Regions from separate parts of the Homo sapiens genome. Here region 2 is linked to region 1. Evidence: chromatin contacts called from ENCODE Hi-C or POLR2A ChIA-PET data. All regions are on one chromosome and are shown on one strand. Each heading gives the region's core, a stretch centred on a gene start or an enhancer-like site at or near the end of the contact. The rest is flanking DNA. Distances are from core to core; before and after follow the strand shown. Region 1 has its middle 470 kb from the start of JARID2-DT. Region 2 overlaps LOC105374945 (a long non-coding RNA gene).

Evidence for each region. Hi-C counts contacts between places; a loop is a spot of excess contacts on that map. ChIA-PET counts read pairs that join two places held with the same protein, here RNA polymerase II (POLR2A). Pooled maps may share reads with other maps.
Region 2: a loop to region 1 is called in a map of PC-9, with 3 times the contacts of the local background. The contact joins two enhancer-like sites. A Hi-C loop is called at or near these places in 1 of 168 maps with a recorded cell type or tissue (PC-9) and 5 of 50 pooled maps. POLR2A ChIA-PET finds 5 or more read pairs at or near these places in 3 of 52 experiments (H1, WTC11 and activated naive CD4-positive, alpha-beta T cell).

The regions. Positions count from the first base shown.
Region 1 is chr6:14,775,177-14,781,294 of GRCh38, forward strand. No RefSeq gene overlaps it. Among named protein-coding and RNA genes, the nearest start is that of JARID2-DT, 470 kb to the right of the region's middle. Within about 2 kb of position 2,460, at least 2 of the 41 ENCODE cell types and tissues checked have a DNase peak (open chromatin) inside an H3K27ac peak, as active enhancers do.
Region 2 is chr6:14,876,972-14,883,089 of GRCh38, forward strand. The region is part of intron 2 of LOC105374945 (a long non-coding RNA gene); the gene reads right to left. Among named protein-coding and RNA genes, the nearest start is that of JARID2-DT, 370 kb to the right of the region's middle. RefSeq lists enhancers at 1-234, 15-204, 2,774-3,284, 3,285-3,794. Within about 2 kb of position 3,257, at least 7 of the 41 ENCODE cell types and tissues checked have a DNase peak (open chromatin) inside an H3K27ac peak, as active enhancers do.

The DNA of each region.
Region 1 (6,118 bases), core at 1,210-3,709:
TCCTGATTGAGAACCGTTAGGTTAGAAACATAACATCAAACTGTAAAATTTACAGTGACATTCAGCTGGATTTTAAAAACCAACTCCTTCATTCATATTTCTCACTCTCACTTCGATTTCCCCCCTTTTATTCCATAGTCCTTTTTACTAAGTCTCAGTGCATGGAGTACCCTCTCCTTCCCTCTGCAAATTCCACCCCTCTTAACCAGGAAAGGAGTTCTGCACCTTGGATTCCCACTTGCTTCTTACAAATGCCTCAACTTTGGTGGGACTGAGTGGAGGTTTGAGGCATGAGCAGAGTAGGGATGAGCTCCAGTTCTGTAAATGAAAACAACATTGGGTGCCCAATTCCAATTTAATATCTTAATTTACTCTAAGAGCACTCTGGCTAACTCCCAACTGGTTTATTTGGAAATTGCAAAGAACACCTTGCCAAGTCAAGCATTAATTTCCCTTGGAAACACCACAATGTAATCTCATGTGAAGAAAGAATATCCCTAGAGTCTCTGTGACTTTGACCATCCCCCTTCATGAGCTGTGGCATGATAGTATGACGGAGCTGTTTACTCTTTCCTGGGCCTGATACAACCTGTGACAGTCATCACACTAGCTATAAGTGACTCTCTTTCTGCCATCTCCAGCTCTCATTAAGTTTTTTTCTGGTTTGTTTTGTATAGATGCCAGAGTCTTTGAATAGATAGGGTGAGTGTGAAGAAGCAAGGACAGTTTATCCTACCAGAATCCCTTTCCTGACCCTTGGATCACAATTGAAACTTGTGATTGTCTTAGTCCATTTTCTGCTGCTATAAAAATATACCACAAACTGCATAATTTACAAAGAAAATAGATTTATTTCTCAGAGTTCTTAAGACTGGTAAGTCCAAGAGCATGGTGCTGACATCTGGTAGGGATCATTCTATTGTGAAAAGCATCACATGATGAACAAGCATATGAGATGGGAGAGAGGAAATCAGGCCAAGCTCATCCTTTTCTCGGGAGCCACTCCCACAATAACTAACCCAGTCTTATGATACCTGCACCAACCCACTGATGAAGACAGAGCCCTCATGAGCGAATCACCTCTTAGAGACCTCACCTCCCAATAATGTTACATTGACAACTAAATTTCAACAAGAGTTTTGACAGGGACATTCAAACCACAGCAGTGATCCAAACCTTTCTTTCTCCGTGCCAGTCCAAGATCAACCTAAAAAAAGACTACCTGTCCTGTAGATACATTTCGTTGGGTTTAGAGAGCTGGTGGTGGGAGTACAAACCACTGCACAGTCCGAGTTATCAAAATGAGGTTTAGTTGTAGGGGAAGTGGATTGTTGACAGTCTTATCAAATTCCCAGGCATTTGCCTGTAAAATGAGATCACTCTAAACCTGGAGAACATTTCACTTGCAGAAGACATTACTCCCCCATTCATTTGTAACTATTTTGTGTCCTGTGCCTTCTATTGGAACTTTTCTCCCTGCCTTTCCCCTTCCTTCAATCAGTGATTCCCACCTAACCTGCAATATTCAAAACCATTCCTGATTGAGAACCACTGTTAGAAACACAACATCAAACTGTAAAATTTACAGTGACATTCAGCTGGATTTTAAAAACCAACTCCTTCAGGGCCCTTTCTATGTCCCTGTTTTCACAACAGAATTTATCACTTTCTTCCCTAAATCTCTGTGTGGTGTTCCTGGGCAAACACATCCATCATACCCAATTAGGCAAAAACAGACAAGAAAATCCAATTCTCTCCTCTTTCCTTCCTCCTTTATACTGAACTGCGACTAAAAGCAGCACTCACTATTAGTGATACTAATTTGGTACTTAATTATCCTCAGGCTTCTGTCTTCCCCTAAATCTGTTCACCCTTTACCTCTGCACTTTGTCACCAATAACTGACTAGAAGCTCCATATGAAAGACCCGTACCTGGGCCAGGCGCAGCGGCTCACGCCTGTAATCCCAGCACTTTGGGAGGCCGAGGCAGGTGGATCACCTGAGGTCGGGAGTTCGAGACCAGCCTGACCAACATGGAGAAACCCCATCTCTACTAAAAATACAAAATTAGCCGGGCATGGCGGTGCATGCCTGTAATCCCAGCTACTCAGAAGGCTGAGGCAGGGGAATCACTTGAACCTGGAGGCGGAGGTTGCGGTGAGCCGAGATCGTGCCACTGCACTCCAGCCTGGGCAACAAGGGCAAAATTCCGTCTAAAAAAAAAAAAAAAAAAGAAAAAAAGAAAGACTCATACCTGCTCGATTCCTCCTGGTCTCTCCCGACACAGTGGTACAGACTTAATAGCTCTCAGTACCTATTGGGGTGAACTAACTAGCTGACTCCACTTCTGACACTTCCATACAGATCTGGGGAGTGACGGCAAACCTCCACTTCAAACCTGGTTTCTTGAGCAAGCCATTTTATTTATGGACAGGACACCAGGGGCACAGTGAGTGTTTACATGTGTATTTTAAGTCAGCATGACTGTGCGATTCCTGTATCTCCTGGGTGTTGCCTTTTCTCTTTAAAGACGGCATTCCTGCTTCACATTTTACTGTCACGTAAGACATACTCTAGCCTCTATAATGGGTGCCGAGAAGTGGATATTGTAGCCCCAAGGGTTTTTAAGCCCCCTGATGAACACATCATTACGCATTCACAACGGTAAAGTGCATTGTTAGGTTTTCAGCAGCCTGCAAGAGAGACCCTGCTGAGCAGGATGGAGAAAGTTGCGGCAATTAATTGGTAGAGTTGAATTGTTAACATTCTCTCAGTGTTCCCAGCACAGGGCTCTTGACTGGCTTGCTGGAGAAAATAACTGGGGGTGGGAGAGAATGAAGGGTGGAGTAGAGGAGAAACAAACTCTCATTAAAACCCCAATCAAGCCATTTTAGCACTTTTTTTTTTTCCACAAGGCATTTCCTTTGAATCTAGAATGCTATACTTGTTGAACGCTATTATCATAACAAATCGCTGCTCTTTCCTAAAACTTGAAATTATTTGCTTTCCTTGGGAGATTTTTGTGTAGGGTGTGTATTGGGAAGCTCATATGCTGGATTCCCAAGAGGATATATGTTTGCACTACAGTCTCTGACAATATGCAATTCTGTACAGGTACACACATATGTAGGTATATTGTGATACCAAGACAAGTGTGCTATAACAGAACAGGGACTCCTATCATAACATGTTCCAAGTTGTGTCCATTTCTTTCTCCTCTTTGGAGTATTGGGCTGAAAGAGAAATGGGTATTTCTCAAAAATGATCTGGCGAGTGCCCAGAAAACCTTTTCGCATATAAAGGTTGCTGTCATAGTGGACGCTGGTGACAGTGCGTGCACAGGTCTTCTTTCCAGAGCTCCCTTCCACTCCTGCCTTGGTCACAGGGAGCTCCCGGTAGCCATGCCTGTTCAACACGGCCCCATACTCCGAGCCATGTTGACTGGGACCAGAGTGAGCACCAGACGCGTGCCAGACCAGTGAGAATCTCAAATTCCAGACCCCAGGACTTTGGAATAGCAAGAGGTAGACACTAAGGTGTGTGTTTTCTATCAGATAGACTGAGGGGCAGATAAAGTCATCCAGCTAAGAGAAGAAAGGAGAATAATACAAAAACAGATAGAAAAGGGAGATGGAGAGAGAGTGCTGCCTACGTGCCCAATGGAGCATCCTGTCTCTAGGGCTGACCTGTCCAGCTGACGTCCGCATTCATGGATTAAGGACCTTTCCGCTGATGTTCAGGAATGAAAAAGAAAAGCCAGGAAAGAAAATCCCCACTGAGAATCCTAAGAAGTAAATCTTCATCTTGAAGAGAAACATTCCTATGCCTCCTACATTATTTCTACCTCCTCCAGCAGCAAATTTCTAGCAACAAAACGTATCATCAAACACATCTTATTCAGGGACAAGTGTCAGTGTGTTGTTGTCATGATTAAATTTGACTCATAGGTACTCAAAGATTTCATGTGCTATATATTTATCTACTTCTGTTATTGAGAAACTTGGAGGAAAAGACTAACTCTGTGTACAAACTCAATGCATCCCTAAATATCGATATTTTGTAGAGGTGGGGTAATTTTTACGGCATTGAAAGAACTGCCTACCCCCAAACATCCCCTACCCTTCCTAGTCAATGTGTTGCTATTTATAAATTCCATTGTTATAGTCATTCTTCTATATTAATGAGTCCTGTCCTCTGTTTTCAAAAATTTTCTTTTAAGACGTAAATATCATGTAGAAGATTTTACACACTAAACCCGTAACACAATAGCATGAATTCACTCATCAGATTAGTTAGTTGGTATTTTAAAAGCCTGAGGATCAAGGTTAACAGATGGTAATCTTTAATGGGCAAGAAAACAGATTTCTCTCACGTTGGAGAGAATTACTGGGTCTCTGTGTATGTGTGAGGGTCTATTGGTGCCGCATAGTGAACACGACCCTATTCCTCCCTCAAGAAGCTCAAAGTTAAGTGGAACTGGGGCAGCCAGATGTATAATAACTGCAATACCTTGCAGTATCTGCACTAATTGAGCTGTGTACTTGATACAGTAGTAGCATGTGGATGGCACAAGGGGAAGGGTATGGAGTTTCATAGATGAGATGCAGCTTAAGCTGGGCCTTGAGCATGGGGAAAAGTCCATGAAGTGGATGTTCCTTCCAGGCAGAGACACCAGCCTGGGCACACAGGTGGCACGCTAAGGGGAACTGCAATATAGGATTTGATGTGGCTTTCCATCAAACAGAAGGAAGGAGGGCCTGGAAGGATTGAATTAAATTGTTATTGGGACTGGATCATAAAGGCCTTGCTATGGTTTGAATGTTTGTCTTCTCTGAAACTCATATTGAAACTTAATCCTCAATGTAACAGTATTAAGAGGCGGGGACTTTAAGAGATGATTGGATCATGAGACCTCCCAATCTTGGACTTCCCAGACTCTAGGACTGTAAGAAATAAACCTCTTTGCTTTAGAAATTACACAGTCTCAAGCATTCTGTGATAGCAACAGAAAATGAACTAAGACATGCTCTTGACACATATCAAGATATTATATTTTTTAAAAAATACAATCCTTGGAAGCTTTGCTAACTCTAACAGGCTACCTGCTGGCCAAGATCAAATACACAGAGCCAATAGGAACTACCAAGGAGGTTGCTTCTGAATTCTCACAAACAGTGTAAGCAGAGGCCTGCCCAAGGGAAAACCAATATGGCTCTTTCTCTCAGCCTTTCTGAGACCTGGCCCCTGAGCCCCAGGGTGACAAATGCTTTCTCAAGAGTATTCCTTTCTTTTATTTTGTTTTGATGATTTACAGGGCTTATCAAAAATGTGCATGACTTCCTATTTACAACACTTGTAACCCTATCTCCAAAACAGACTGACATTTAGATAGTTTTAAGATTAATACTTAAAGATTTCTCTGCATTTAAACTCTACTGATTAACTCATTCAGGCATGCTAAGGTCCACCTGTGTGCAATGCTATCTATGCCTATGTCTCGAAACATAGCAAAATTTATGTTAGTTAAGGTAAAAAGCTCCCTGGTTTTGCTCATAATCAAAGGATCATTTAGGGCCATTCCAAATCAATCTCTGTCATGCATTTTTAAAAAAGAAAAAAAATCAAAGGATTTTTTTTTAAAGCAAGGGACACCATAAACAAAGCGAACAAACAACATATTGGAAGAAGATATCTGCAATGTGAAAACTGACAAGGGACTACGATCTAGAATACATACAAGGAACTCCTGCCAGCCTACAAGATTGGGGCAGCCATTCTGGAAAGAATCTGGCAGCACTCAGCCAACATAAGGATGGACGTATGCTATGACCCAGCAATCCTGTCCCTGAGACACAGGGCATCCCTGTATGCCGCTAATTCCTAGGGATTCTCCCATAAGTCAAGGGGAACATGTATAAGGATGTTCATGGCAGCACTTGTGTAATGGGGAGTTGGAGGCAGTCCAGGGCCTCATCACTGCAGAAGCAGATGAGACAGCAGAGGAGCACAGGCTGGAGTACTATACAGCAGCGAGAAGACACCACCTCCTCCCCACACGTAGCAACACACATCACGACAACATGCCGGGCAGAAAAAGTGAGAAGCAGAAGGAGGTTGT
Region 2 (6,118 bases), core at 2,007-4,506, 100 kb after region 1:
CTTCTGTCAATAAGGTGCATGGTGGGAGCTGGATTCTTCCCCTCTTCACCTAGGTTGACCAAGGGGGACATGAAGGAGCCCGTGCAAGCTCAGCCTGGGCACCCACCCATGGAAGGACAGCAGCCTCCAGGGCAAGGTCAAGCAGGAGAGGCCCCAGTCAGATTTCGATATTGAGAAGTACAACCATTTTGTGCTGTTTAAAAATACGGATGTGTAAAACCAGAGCGTAGTCATTCTTTGACATGCTGTGTGATTTTCCTACACAAATCAGAGCTTTAAAAGCCTTGGAGGGGATAAATGGAATCACAGGGCGAGTACAACAGGATACGGTGAGTCATTTCAACTTCCTGCTAAACATGAACCCTACAAAAGCTTGATGTGTCTCAGATTTTTTGCTGGGGGTTTTCCTCCTCGATTCAACCTCGGGTTTCTATGGCTTGCTCCTTCCTTCTTTTTATTTCTTTCTATGCATCACATTTGTCCTAGATCCTTCTCGGTCTATAAATAACATCATTGTGTCATGCTGGACACTGGGTTTTAAATGTCAGCATCCTGTGCGCAGCCTTACCCCATGAGATAATATGGTTTTTCTAACTGCATTCCTACAGCACTGAACTAACTGAGGTGTTCAGCTGCTAAAAATTTTCTTAAATGGTGACATTTTCATAACCCCAGGGTTAGGGGATGGGATTAAGTTAATGGATAGAATTTTCTAGAATTTTCTCAATGTTAGGCTTTTCTCCAGTAGACTTTTTTTTTTTTAGGTTTGTAGTTCTTGTGACTTCTTAAACAATGAACAAAAAGAAAAATGAAAAAGGAATGAATGTTTCTCTTGACGCAAAGAGGCAAGAATAGGATTTTTTATATTTCTGAATTAAATTTATTCTGCTTCTGATCCCCACCTGCCTAGCTGGTAGGAAATTCAGTCTCAGTCATTATTGAGGCTTCCTTCCCCCGCCGTGGCATTGTGAGTGCTATGTGGTACCAGGACTTGAATATGTGAGGAGGGAAGGAATGTACCAGGAGGTTGAGCTGTGGGGGCTGCCACTGTGGCCAACAGTCCCTCTCTCTCTGCTTCTGTTGAGCACTGGTTGCCTGGCAAGATCAGCACATCCTACTCTGAAAGAATTCAGGGAGCCCCCATGTAGCCACTGTGTCCACAGATACACCCATGGGACCCCCACCCTAACCCTACAGGCAACCTGCCACAATCCTCAGGAGGCACTTGGCACAAGAGGGACTGTCTGGGAGGAAAAACTTTTCCTCTACCCTCTTAGGTGCGGTGATTGGGGATGTGCAAACTAAACTGGCAAAAGATAGATGAGGACGAGAAAAAAAACAGATTATAATTGTATATGTACACACTGGAATTCACAAAGACTCAAGGAGTCTCAAGGAGGTGGTTAGAATTCAGGGCTTATATGCTACCCTATTAGGGGAAGGGGAGGGGCAGAGGGGCACTTCTGGGAAAACAAATGACTACTTAGAAATGGAGAAGAAATGGCACTTAGGGAAAACAAATGACTTTTTAGAAAGACAAATGTGCCCATAGGAGAATAAAAGGGAAAAATGATCTTTTTGTAACAATATCTGTTTGACTGTGGTACCAATTTCTCATTTCCAAGAAGAGAAGATTAGAATTGCTTCCAAGGAGGGGATTTATAAAAACTGAGTTCTTTTGGGAGGCTCTGCTTTTAGGCAGATAAGAGATTTCATGAACTCAAATGCCTTCAGCTCAAAATAATTTTTTTATGCCACCTTGGCTTATTCTAGACCCCTTCAGGGCCCAGGACCTCCCATGTTTAGAGATCCCAAAGCCAGTCCTGCTCTTAATTTCATGGACTCCCCCACTCCTTACCCACCAACCCAATTCAATTTCTCAACTGTGAACATTTTCTTTCATCCCTTTCCTTTCCCAGAAGGCCCAGTGTAATCCTACTCAAAGGGCCTTTACAACAAATATCAGGTGGAGTTGTCTTCTGGGTACCAACAAGTCATGCTTTGGTCTTATAAGACAAGACTCAGTTTCTCAGGAATGAGGAAGGTGAAAATACAACAGGGAGAACAAAAACACATATCTCAATAAACTGCCTGTCAAAAATATCAATGGAATGACTTAAAAACATGACTGTACTTTGGATATATGTATTTTTCTATTGTAATGTTTCATTGCATGCCCGCACATAACTTTCAGTCTCAATCATTGTTGGGGCTTCTTTCCCACCTCCATGGCATTGTCAGAATTGCTGGTATAATTATTTTACATTTATGGCCAGACACGGTGGCTCACACCTGTAATCCCAGCACTTTGGGAGGCCAAGGTGGGCGGCTCACCTGAGGTCAGGAGTTTGAGACCAGCCCGGCCAACATGGTGAAACCCCATCTCTACTAAAAGTACAAAAATTAGCCGGGCATGGTGATGCATGTCTGTAATCCCAGCTACTCAGGAGGCTGAGGCAGGAGAATCAGGAGGCAGAGGTTACAGTGAGCCAAGATCATGCCACTGCACTCCAGCCTGGGCAAGAGAGTGAGACTCTGTCTCAAAAAAAAAAAAAAAAAAAAAAAAAAATTTTTACATCTGTGATAGTCTGCCAAAAGCACCTGATTTTCAAGTTCTATATCCCCTGAACAAGTTGCAAACTACTGATATTGTATATGTGAAAATAACTTGTGCCCTGCCAAGCACATGGTGGGTGTAGAACAATGGCCTGTGTATTCTGAATAATACCATCTGATTCAATGTGGGGGAGGGAAAAAAGAGAATGAAATGTGTCTTGGGGAAGAGGGGCCACTCGCCAAGAAAAGGTGTGATCATGGCCCCCTTAGAACTGAGATCAGAAGATTTATCAGAGTATAGAAAGATTGCCAGATGAAAAACAAGATGCCCAGTTAAATTTGAATTTCAGAGAAATAATCACATTTTAAAATACAAGTATATATTATATGATATTTGGGACATACTTATACTAAAAAACATTCATGGTTTATCTGGTCAAATCTAACTGAGTATCCTATATTTTCATTTGCTAAATCTGGCAACCCTAATTACAGGGCCCTTCTAAACTATCAGCTTAAACCATTGGTAACATGGATACTGCACCCGACAGCGCCGGATTTGAAAGGGTGCCCTAAAGTAGACACCAAGGTGGGTAGGTCGAATAATGTAGCACATCATGTCAACATTGCTGCTGGCCTCCAGGCCTGCATCGCTTTTCTCTGCCGCAAGCTGGAGCTGGCACTGTTTTGGTAGCAATGGTTGCTGTGCCCTGGGCAGCAGGCAGCAAGGCATCCTGCAGGACCAGGGAGCCCTTGGCTGGGAACATTCTGTTTCCTTCACAGGTTCCTCTTCAGCCTCCAGTCCAAGGCCCAGTCTTGGGCCCCCGCTCTCCTTTCTTCACGCTTTCTCTAAAAGAACATTTTTCCAGGCTCACACTTTCTTTCAATCATCACCTCTAAGCGGATTTAGTCTCCAGGGGCTCAGGCAGCAGCCCCACTGTTGAGCTGCACTTGGGTTCCTCATCATGTTCTTAAACTCAAACAGGCAAAACAAAACTCACAACCCTCCCTCCAGACCAGCAGCCCCTCCTCGTGTCTTTGGGTAGCCCTGGTCTCTATTAGTCCAACCCCTGGTGGCATCTTTGACATCACTTTCTTTCCCTTCCCATAACAAATCAGTCTCCATAGTCTCAGCAGTTTTTGTTGTTATTGTTTATTTTATTTTCATGATATTGGCGCTCAATTACAATGCCCCCAAATCCAGGCTTTCTGTCTCCAAGTCTGTCTTGTTATTGTCATTCCCCTGCTGAAAAGTTTCCATGGCTTCCAGCTTCCTGCAAGGTTAAACAGAAACTTTTTTTCCTGTCTTTCATGGCCCTCCATAATAAAGGCCTGCTCTGCCCAGAAACTTCGGTTCCTACTATTTCCCAACACATTTCCTCTTTCACAGCAAGGCTCCCGACCTCTGTCTCAGGAATCCATCAATCCCATTTCCATCTCCACTGCCCCTTTCCCCATGGAGAATGTTCTTGCCTCCAGCTGTCTAAATCCTGCCCATCCTTTAGAGACAAGGGCAATTTCCTTTTATATTGTGGAGATTTCCTTGTCTAATCCAGCCTGCTGGGATCTCTTTCTACAGCCTTTACCTTACAACAAAGGACTGTAAGGATACAATCATGAAATTTTCTTTGATTAAAAGGATGGAGGAGGCTGCTCCCTTCACCAAGATCCTGACTTTTCTCTCTTTGCACAATATTTTTGGTATCCTTTTGGGGTGGAGCAACTGAGTCAGGAGAAAGATTTTCCAGCTCCACAGGCAGAGTCCCCTCTAGACACAGACTTCCAGTATCTCCCAGCATCTGGTCTCCAAATCGGTGACACACATACTAAGCAAACGGCTTTGAGGAGCTCACTTTTCCCTCCAAAATGAAAACAATGAGAAAAATCTAAATTGTATTGCATTATGATAAAAATGTTCCCCAGTGTTAATTTAATGCATAGGCAGTGCTTATGGTTCTTCTTGACCTTAGTGAAACTTTTTTTTTTTTAAGGCTACTATTGTAGTAGATCTTTGGCACTGGTCAATGCTATGAGTCAACCCTTTGAGGAAGTTGTGGATCTTGGTTTGTGATTTATCCAGTGCTGCCTAGTTAATATCCTGACTTCTCCCAGCTCCCAGCTCTGCTCGTCCAGCGGTTTCCATCAGTTCAGAAACATGAGGCCCCAGGGCAGGACCGCATTCTCTAGTGAATCCATTTCAGATACTATCATTAAAGCCCATCGTGAATAAAGCTATGGTGGGCCTAAATCCAATCTTTGTTTCTGAAATTTGGTAAGGACCATCTTCTTCATAAGAGTTCTAATGCTTTCAAATTTCATAACTATCCAGATGGAACAAATAAAGACATTGATTCTAAATGGCCATTTCCCCTAGATATTGATGGGCTGGGAATAACAAGAATGATTCATGGAATCACATGAAATCAAATTCCATTTGGAAACTGGGTAAGGTAAAAACCGTATATATAAAAAATATATAAGAGGCCAATCACCAGCAATGTAATTTTAATCATATCCTGGGACCTTGCTCTAATTAGCAAGATCATTTCTGTACAACGCAAACTCAGAACAGACCCTTTCCAAGGATGGTCATTGATTGAAGCAACTCTGGGTACAGGGTGGAAGGGAGCAAAGACCAGAGGAAGGAAAGCCAATTAGAAAACTATGGCCAACAGTTCAGGCAAGGTCATGAGGACCTGAAATAAAATGGTGAGAGCAGGAAGAAAAGGACACCCTTAAGAAGCATTAAGTCTGAGTGTGTCTAATGAACTGACCAGTGGCCGGCAGAAGCCATTTGTTTAAGGAGGTGATGCTTGGCAGAAGGAAGTAAGAGAAAGAGAGGAATGCACTTACTCAATGGGGGTGATGTCTGCAAGAAGGTGCTTATTGTGTTTGTACCAGATGTTGGACCCTGACCTGGCCCCATGGATTTATGTCCAAGTTCTGCTGAAACTTGGCTGAAAGAGGAGCTGTGAGACACAGGAGCCCAGACATGCTGCTTTGTGCCCAGTGATGAAATGTAACCCAAAAGAGAGGCGAGCCATGTTCTCCCCTCTCTTGCCCAGGACCGAGGGTGGCTCAGCTCAGGGATGTGGGTGAGGACCAAGGCATTGAGTGGGCCTGGGGAGCAGGAGCTGTCAGGCTTTTGGCAGAAGCCCAAGGGTCATCCCAGGGAACACAAGCAGCAGAGGAACCCAGCAGTGGACCTGGGGGCCAGGGACAGCATAAAGGCACGAGCCAAAGAAAAGAAGCGAGACCCCAGGGACTCACAGCGATAAATGGCTGAGGTTCTGAGTGATGGGGGAGGGGCCGGAACAATGAAATGTGAGTTCTGACAGTGCATTTGACCTCATCTGTACCCACAAGCTGGCATGCCTGGAAGCATTCGTGTTGCAAATAGACACACACCCGTACTTATCACATTACATTACAATCCACAGTTTACATAACTTTCTTCCTCGATACTCTCTGAGCCTCACAAGCATTAAAGACACAGATCATTCATCCTTGTGTCTCAGAATAGAGCACAGGACAGGTAGTAGGTGCTCAGTCAGTGGTGGCC